2 separate regions of the Homo sapiens genome follow, and region 2 is linked to region 1. Evidence: read pairs that join two places in POLR2A ChIA-PET (ENCODE). Cell type or tissue: PC-3. All regions are shown on one strand. Links, peaks and the distances in the headings refer to the core of each region. The heading gives the core; the rest is flanking DNA. Region 1 overlaps SH3RF1 (SH3 domain containing ring finger 1). Region 2 overlaps SH3RF1 (SH3 domain containing ring finger 1).

Evidence for each region. Peaks named below come from ENCODE experiments on the same cell type or tissue, not always from the same donor. Only the 100,000 strongest peaks of a DNase experiment are listed, where the experiment ranks them.
Region 2: POLR2A ChIA-PET joins it to region 1 with 9 read pairs; 3 of 35 experiments call an interaction of 5 or more read pairs at or near these places.

The regions. Positions count from the first base shown.
Region 1 is chr4:169,182,907-169,187,303 of GRCh38, reverse strand. The region is part of intron 2 of SH3RF1 (SH3 domain containing ring finger 1); the gene reads left to right. Among named protein-coding and RNA genes, the nearest start is that of SH3RF1, 86 kb to the left of the region's middle. In PC-3, for the core only: no CTCF peak of the experiment used is centred there; no DNase peak of the experiment used is centred there.
Region 2 is chr4:169,251,831-169,256,227 of GRCh38, reverse strand. The region is part of intron 2 of SH3RF1 (SH3 domain containing ring finger 1); the gene reads left to right. Among named protein-coding and RNA genes, the nearest start is that of SH3RF1, 17 kb to the left of the region's middle. RefSeq lists an enhancer at 3,859-4,397. In PC-3, for the core only: no CTCF peak of the experiment used is centred there; DNase peaks (open chromatin) are centred at 1,407 and 2,057; H3K4me3 peaks cover 1,696 bases; H3K27ac peaks cover 3,600 bases.

The DNA.
Region 1 (4,397 bases), core at 72-4,071:
GGAGGATCACTTGAGCCTGGGAGGCTGCAATGAGCCAAGATTACACCACTGCGCTCTAGCCTGGGTGACACGGTGAGACCCTGTTTCAATCAGTCAGCACATACATACATATATACGTGTGTACACTATATAAGCAAGCTAATTTAAATCTTTTAACCAGAAACTAGGAAAAGAGTTGCAGGTTGCTCTAATAATTTAAGAGTTAGCAAAAAGAGTATTTTTGTGTAAAATAGAAGCCTTGAGGTTTTAAAGAGAATCTTTTCTTTTTTTCTTTTTCATTTTTTTTTTTTTGCGATGGAGCCTCGCTCTGTCCCCAGGCTGGAGTGCAGTGGTGCCATCTTCGCTCACTGCAAGCCCCGCCTCCTGGCTTCGCACCATTCTCCTGCCTCAGCCTCCCAAGTAGCTGGGACCACAGTCACCCGCCACCACGCCCCGCTAATTTTTTTTTTTTTTGTATTTTTAGTAGAGATGGGGTTTCACCGTGTTAGCCAGGATGGTCTCGATCTCCTGACCTCGTGATCCGCCTGCCTCAGCCTCCCAAAGTGCTGGGATTACAGGCATGAGCCACCACGCCCGGATCTTAATATGACTTGTAATGGGGATGGTGCTATAAACTGAACTTAAAGGAGAGATTCCTTATTGATATGATGGGAATCTCTCCTTTAAGTTCAGTTTATTTTCTTGACTTTTAATAGTCAAAATGTTTGTATCTGTAGAAATTTTATTGCTAACATTGGTATTTTCTAAAACAACATAAGTCAACTTAAAGGGTCCTTTTATAATAGTGTAATTCTATTTTTTGCACCTGAAGGAACAGGATGTTTTATAATGGAATCAGAAAGAAAATAGGGGATTTGATAGAAATAAGTGTTTTATAGTTAGTCTCTGAGAAATAATACCAGTTTTATAAAGTGGGATACCTATACTGCCCAAATAAATTCGTTTTTTTTTTAACTTTTAAGTTCATGGGTACATGTGCAGTATGTGCGGGTTACATAGGTAAACATGTGTCATGGGGTTTGTTATACAGATTATTTCATTGCCCCCAAAATTTGTTAACAATAAGTCCAGGCATTTTCCAGCTACCACTCTCCTTAAAGCTACCATACTCTCTATTTAGAAAATAGGGCAGTCATCGCTCTTGCTGGAGAAGTTATCATTCCTTTACTTGCACTAATTTTTCTATATAACCTGCAGATCTTTAAATCTTTCATCTAGGTGACACTCTTTCCTTACTAGTCAAATAAAATGACTCCAGTCCCCATCACATGTATTTTGGGAGGTCTACTGTCCTAAGTGTTTCTGAGGATTCCTGGGGAGGAAGCAGGCGGTGGAGAGTGTATGGGTGAAGGTATGTGCGAATAAGCTTATGACAGGCACTTTTCTGGTCTCTAGTCTTGGAATCCTGCCTCCCCATTTGATTCTTGATTACGCTGTGTAGTTCTCTCCACCCATGATTGCTGCCCCCTCTCGGATCTCATTGCCTCAAGCAGAGAAAATTTCCCTCTCCTTCATTTCTCAAAGCTTTATTTACCCAAAGCTGTTATTAGCACAGACTCTTCTGAAGACTGGGGAGTAAAGGAGGTGGAATTAGAACATAGTTCAAGTTCCTATGGGTCTGAAAACCTCCTCAGGCTTGTGGCTGTGACTGTAGTCAGCTTATCTCCCTCCACTCCCAACCTGAAACTACACCCACTTTCTCGGTACCCTAGGCCTTCACCTTTCTTTATCTCACTTTCCTATCCATGCCAGCTTTGTGGGTGTAGCAGTTAGTTATCCCTTTTCAACAACTAAAATACTTCCTTAAAAGAAAAGAATAATGCTCCCTGTGAGTAATGTTTTGTGGGTTTTTTGTTTGTTTGTTTGTTTTGTTTTTTCTGGGCAGCTAAAGAGATCAGCTCAGACTGCAGCTCACTTGCAAAATTTTAGAATTCTTCCCTTTTCCTTGCTATGTCTAGTATTCATCAATTGTGTGAGGCTTGTAGCGGCAGGCTATCACTGCCTCCCACCGCTGTTTCTCTCTTGGCTGTTCTCCCTGCATTCAGGTGTGGGATCCCAGATTGCAGAGGCCGTATCTGCCTTGTTCATTCATTTTATCCTCAATGTTTAGCACAGTGCTTGGCATGTGGTAGGGACCTAATAAATATTTGTGGGATGATTGAACAAAATGAAAGAACAACAGTTTTTAGGTAACTATCTTAATATATAGGGAAGGAAATCTTGACACTCCTATTAAACCTTGTCCTTTTCCACTGGAAACTCCATTCTAGGAAGCAGATAACCCCTGATCACACTTGCAGGACGTCTGGAATGAGGAGGCTTTTATCCTCGTGGTCCTGTAACTTCACTATTTGAAAACTAAGGTGAGGGACCTAGAGTTGGAATCAGGAAATAAAACCGTTTATCTCACAGACAATCCCTTGCAAGTGTAATCTTGCCCACTGCTGTCTGTTTTCTACTGCTTAGTCCAGTTTAGGTTTAGGTGATGCTAATCAAGATATGATTTAGATTGTACACCCTAGAGTGCAGACTTTGTTTTGGCATATTCTATTCTTAGCCAGTGTGCAAAAAATAAATAAATAAATACCCCAAAACAAAACTTTCTTACCTCAGATAATTAGGAAGTCAGGAATCTTTTCTCTACCAGCCTTCCTCATCCTGTGATTGGCATCTCCTTTTTAGTGGCTCATAGTTAATTAGTGGTCTCCGTGGATTGAATTTAAAGGTCCTTAGGTTTAGCTCTCTTCAGAATACTATTACATTGTTAAATTTGGCTCAAAAGGAAAGGAATAGCTATCCTCCTGTGAGACTCAGGGAAGTGAAGGAGCTTGCAATGAAGTGAAGCCACCTGGATGCAAGCCCGGGTCTGACTGACTTCACAGCCCATGTTGGTTACATGTGCTTCATGGCCCTGCCATCTGGCTTTCTAGAATCTTCAAGTGTGGAAGCTGAGATCTATTTGGATGTGTGCACGTGTGATGTGCTCTGGTATTGCTGATAAAGCTAAAAACACCTTAAAATTTAGAGGTGAAAAAGCACATTGGCCAAAGCAGTCAGTAGATAATTTCTTCTGAAAATGCAGACATCCCGCAAGAGATCTCCTGCCGTACCAAATGGATTTCAGAAGTAGGGGATGTCGGTTCACAGTAAGCCTGCCGGTGGGAGTGCCCTGAGGTCTGGTACCTTCAGAGCAGTCCATGCATTCATGTGAGTGAATTTGCATTAGTCCTCAAAGATTGTTTGTGAACACCTTCCAGCCTCCTTACTGCTACATCCCAGGTAACAGATTTAGGCAAAAGAATGACATAAGCTATTACTGCTTTAAAAAACAAACAAAACTTCCTGTTAGCCCTGCTCATGGAGACAGTCTGTCAGCTTTATCTTTGTAGTCTCATAAACTTCATGATTTTATAGAAATAAAAAGTCTCTTTCCTACATTTCTAGTATTTTAGCAAAGGCTTCCAACAAGCAGTCGTGTCCTAACACATTTGCTTCTTGTTGACTTTTTTTTTCCAGTTTTTTTTGTTCTGTTTTGTTTTGTTTTTTTTTTTTTAAAGAGACAGCATCTCACTCTGTTGCTCAGGCTGCAGTGCGGTGGCACAGCCATAGCTCACTGTAGCATGGAACTCCTAGGCTCAAGCAGTCCTCCCACCACAGTCCCTCAAGTAGCTGAGACTACAGTTGTACACCACCACACCCAGCTAATTAAAAAAAAATTGTTTTGGCTGGGCATGGTGGCTCACGTCTGTAATCCCAGCACTTTGGGAAGCTGAGGCAGGTGGATCACCTGAGGTTAGGAGTTCGAGACCAGCCTGGCCAACATGGTGAAACCCTGTCTCTACTAAAAATACAAAAATTAGCTGGGCATGGTGGCAAGTGCTTGTAATCCCAGCTACTCGGGAGGCTGAGCCAGGAGAATCACTTGAACCCGGGAGGCGGAGGTTGCAGTGAGCCAGGATCACGCCATTGAACTCCAGCCTGGGGACAAGAGCGAGACTTTGTCTGAGACGAAGTCTTGCTCTGTTGCCCAGGCTAGAGGGCAGTGATGCAATCTCGGCTCTTTGCAACCTCTGCCTCCTGGGTTCAAGCAATCTCCCAGCCTCAGCCTCCCTAGTAGTTGAGATTACAGGTGCCTTCCACCATGCCTGGCTAATTTTTGTAGTAGAGATGGAGTTTCGCCATGTTGGCGAGGCTGGTCTCGAACTCCTGACCTCAGGTGATCCTCCCACCTTAGACTCCCAAACTGCTGGGATTACAGGCATGAACCACCATGCCCGCACCCCGCCCCAACTCCCTGCCCTGCTATGTTGCTCAGCCGGGTCTCAAACCCCTAGCCTCAAGCAGTCCTTCCACTTCAGTCTTCCTTTAGTAGTTTTGGGAAGTCTTCAACTTCAGTA
Region 2 (4,397 bases), core at 266-4,265, 69 kb before region 1:
CCTTCCCTGTGATTGGGGAAAATAATAGCTCAAGTAATTTTAAAAAAATTCAATTTAGTTATTTCTTTAGCATATTACTAAAGACTTAGACTCCTAAGACTTTCCGTAAGGGAAACTAGATGTGCTTTGTAGTGCAGTCCTAATTTTTAAAATTTAAGGAGCCCAGGCATGGTGGCTCACGCCTATAGTCTCAGAACTTTGGATGGCTCAGGCGGAAGGATTGCTTGAGCCCAGGAATTTGAGACCAGCCTGGGCAACATAGCAAAACCTCATCTTTACCAAAAACAAAAAAATTAGCTTGGCATGGTGGCTCGTGCCTGCTCTCTCAGCAACTTCAGAAGCTGAGGGGGGAGGAACGCTTGAATCCAGGAGGTCGAGGCTGCAGTGAGCCATGATCACGCCACTGCACTCTAGCCTGGGCAACAGAACGAGACTCTTGACTCAAAAAGAAAAAAAAAAAGTAATGTTAGGAAAGATTATTATGCCCATTGTTAAAACATGGATGTTTTAATGCACTGTTGGATAGATGGATGGATGGGTGGGTCAGTTGATCTATCTGGACTCTGTGTGTGTGTGTGTGTGTGTGTGTGTGTGTGTGTGTGTGTATGTGTGTATGTATGTGTGTATGTATCCATGCATATGCACATGTGTGTAGTGTTTTATTCCTTTGTGACTGATTTTTGCTTACCCTTCCCCAACCTTGCCCACCCTTCCCCTCACTTCCATACCATTAAGATTATGTGGCTTAAGTAGTTATTACTGGTCAGTTTTTCCATGTTTTGGTTATTTTTTAATAGCTCATATCTAGAGCAGCTGATTTCCCTTTTAAAAAAATTGTGACATATATAAACAGATATAAACAAATGCATTTATGTACTTTACTGATGCATTTTGCAAATGCTGCAACAGTGAAGAGCCTTGCTATGCTTCAAATTTCAATAAATTTATATATTTTTTAATGGAGTTTCTATTTATAGTTAAAATATTCACGTACTGATTTTGTAGCTAAAATATTCATGTACTGTTTTGGGTAAGAAACGACACTGGGTGAACATTTTTTGAAAATGGTCATCTACTGGGTTTTTAGAAAGTCTCTTCTAAAGGACATTTCAAAAGCTTGTTGATACAAACTTATTCCAGTGCCTTACCATCTTCCTAGCCAGAGGAGGTTCTTTTTTCTGTTAAACATAAATTCCTGTCCTTGCAATGTACTCTCATTCCTTTCATCCCATCCTTAATGGAAAAGAGGTGCTCCCCTGTACCTCTTCTTCCTGACCTTGCAGGCTGTGGTGCAGCCCTGACCTCCTCTCTTTTTATCTGGACTGAATAACTGAGTTTCGTTTACATGTCCTCATAGGACCCATTTCCTAACATTTTAATCATTTTAGTCACTCTCCTTTGGACGCTATCCAACCCCTGCTTGCTGTGCTTGGGTTCAGGTCCAGAAGAGCTCTTAGTGTGGTGATAAAGTTCTGAATGGGGCTTCAAGTTGTGGAAGGGCTGTCATGGGACCCTCCTGCTCCTTGTTTTTACATCCTCATGTTATGTACCTTTAAAAATAACTCACTACGTTGCTGGTTCATGCTTTGCCTAGATCTCAGATTTTCTCTTTTCCTTAGATAAATTCAGTTTCCCCCATCTCTCGAGTGGTTAGTTTTTACTACCCTCCGGATTAAACTTGTTTCTGTAATCTTTACGATAGTGTCAGCAATTGGCCACTATCAACAGGAATTGAAAAATGCCAATCCAAAATGCAATTGCTTTAATACATATTTGTGATCATATGGATACCTGATCTTAAACACATATATACCTTGTTTATTACATTTATTTTGAATATTCTCTGGCCCCATTTGGTATTGTTCTCTAATTAATTGTGCTTTAGTGTTGTCTCCTGTACCAAGTTATAAGGAACTTGAGATCAGGAGCTCTTTTGAATTTTATACCTCTTTTCTGCTCATGACTGTGGAAAAAGTAGTAGGTGGTCAGTTCAGTAAATACTTCTTGATGGAACTGATAGATGACTACTCACATTCCAGAATTCCAAGGTCCATCGGAACACATTCACATCCTTGTAAGTTGGAGTGTCTAACCACATGTATATTTTGGTAAGCTTATTCACATTCATCTTCCCACTATTTAAGTCAGCAATGACAGTAGTACTCAAAGGCTAGGTAAACCCTTATGAAACTTGACTGTAATTGGATATTGAATAACAATTCTCTTGAGAATGGCCCTTGAAACATTTTGGTTGCACCCACCATGGTGGTCTAGAAATCATGTTTTCCTAGTTTATTAGAAAGAATGTTCTGCTGAGTTGAGTCAAAAGCCTTATAAAAGTTAAAATATGTGATATGTTATCTCCTATCCCCCAGGCACATCATTCTGACATAGAGGAAAATGAAATTGATCTAATAGGAATTGGCTGTCCAACTGTCATGTTGATCTTTACCAAACACCTTATAATTTCTCTGCTTGCAAATCTTTTAGAATGCAAAATGTTACATGTATAATGGCTTCTTTTGATGCAGATCATCTGTATACTAAGTAATTCCAGAGGTGGGTAATCCTGTGGATGGTAGGAAGCACAGGTAATGTGGTTAGCAATAGCACCTCTACATTTTGAATCCTATGAGAGGCAACATGCACATTCAAAATTAAATTAAAATTATTGAGAATGGAGCGGAAAGAGGGAAGAAAAGGGCAGTTAGAATAAATTAGTCCCAAGGGATCCTTTCCAAGTCTCAAATCATAAGCCAGCCAGCTGTGATATGAAACATGACAAAAGCCCATGGGCTCTCTAGCTCAGAAAGCTGCAAGGCTGGATTCTCTGTGATTGTTAATGTATCAACAATTTAACTATATACATGGAAATACCTTGAGTTATTACTTCTCTCAGGAGACTAAGCTATCTGATACTTACAAATAAGTAACACTAGGTCTACCTAACATTTCCTTATGGATTAAGAAGAATGGCAGATTTTGAGAAGCAACATGCTAGGAAGGTTTGGTAACTTTAGAAATGTGCCACGCTGTGGTTTCTAGGTATGCTATGAATGAAGAGCTTTGTGTGTAAGAAGTGGGAATTCTATGTGAATATTTATTATGTAAATTCTCATGTGTTACTAGGTTTATTTAAGTTTCTTCTTTGCGATCCAAACTTTTCCTTGAGAGGCAAGTTTATTTTTCACATTAACCTGATATGTAAATTTCTCAGTCACCCCCACCTCCCACCCCTAGGGCTTTTTTCTCCATCCAGTTTCATGGTATCAGGTCAGTATTTGGGCAGAGGGTGTTTATCATTAACAACTAGCTAGAGTCATATTTTTGTTTAACTTCCCCTTTGCTATAATCCACCCATCCTGCCTGTTACTGTGGGTTGTTGCCAGTTTAGGATTTATTTAACATGCCTTATGTTCAGTGATATATGTTGAAATTTAGAATGTATGAAAAAAGAGCCTGTGTTTTGCTTATGAATACGTCAGTCCATCAGCACGTATTTATTCTCTGTCCCTGAACTGAAGGTCATCGTTTCTTGGCAGCATTACTAGACATACTGGGATATTAAGCCAAAAAAATAGAATAGGTTGGTTAAAGATAGATTGAGGCAAAAATTGATTCACAGTTTGATACTTAAAACCAACTTTCCTGGTCAGTTGACTATTATCTGGCAATCAGGCAGAGTTGCTAATTATTGGCACCCAGGTGCCAGATGGTAGGGAGTAATTAGATTACAACTATCTTATCTATCAGTAGCTTTAGAATGAGAATAGTAGCAATTTTCATAGCCCTTTTCAATGGTCATGAAAACATTTTAAAAGCTGATCCTATGGAATATTGTATATCTGACTCCAGAAAGTAAATTTTTGACACATTACCTTGGGGAAAAATATGTGACAAGATATTTTATAATCTTGAAAGAGAGAAGTAATATTTTAGCAACTCTGTGTCCTGTTTGTTGCATCTGGGTTAGCCATGAATGAATTCATTCTGTTCTCAAAGAACTTGTTTTGCATTGATATCACTGTTTGAAAAAGTAAGCTGTGATAGAATTCATAAGCTGGAAAACTCAACATGCTATAAAATGTGAAAACGCAGGCCCTCTTAAGTGCAACCTGAAACAAGAGTGAATTGCCTTTACCTAGCACATCTCACGTGGTTCTTGAGTCGCTGCGGAACATACCAGAGTCCTCGCTCTTGTAGGCACACCACCTATCTTTTATAGGCTTCAACTGAAAAATACACTTAGTTGGCACAAACACATGTATGATCAAAGGTGATCTGAATAAAATATAGTTTTGATTGATGAATATGCAAGGCTTTTCTTTAATGTTTGAAGGAAGAATGATATCACAGTTTTGTTAATAAAATAGAGGTTAAAGAATGGAATTGTTTCT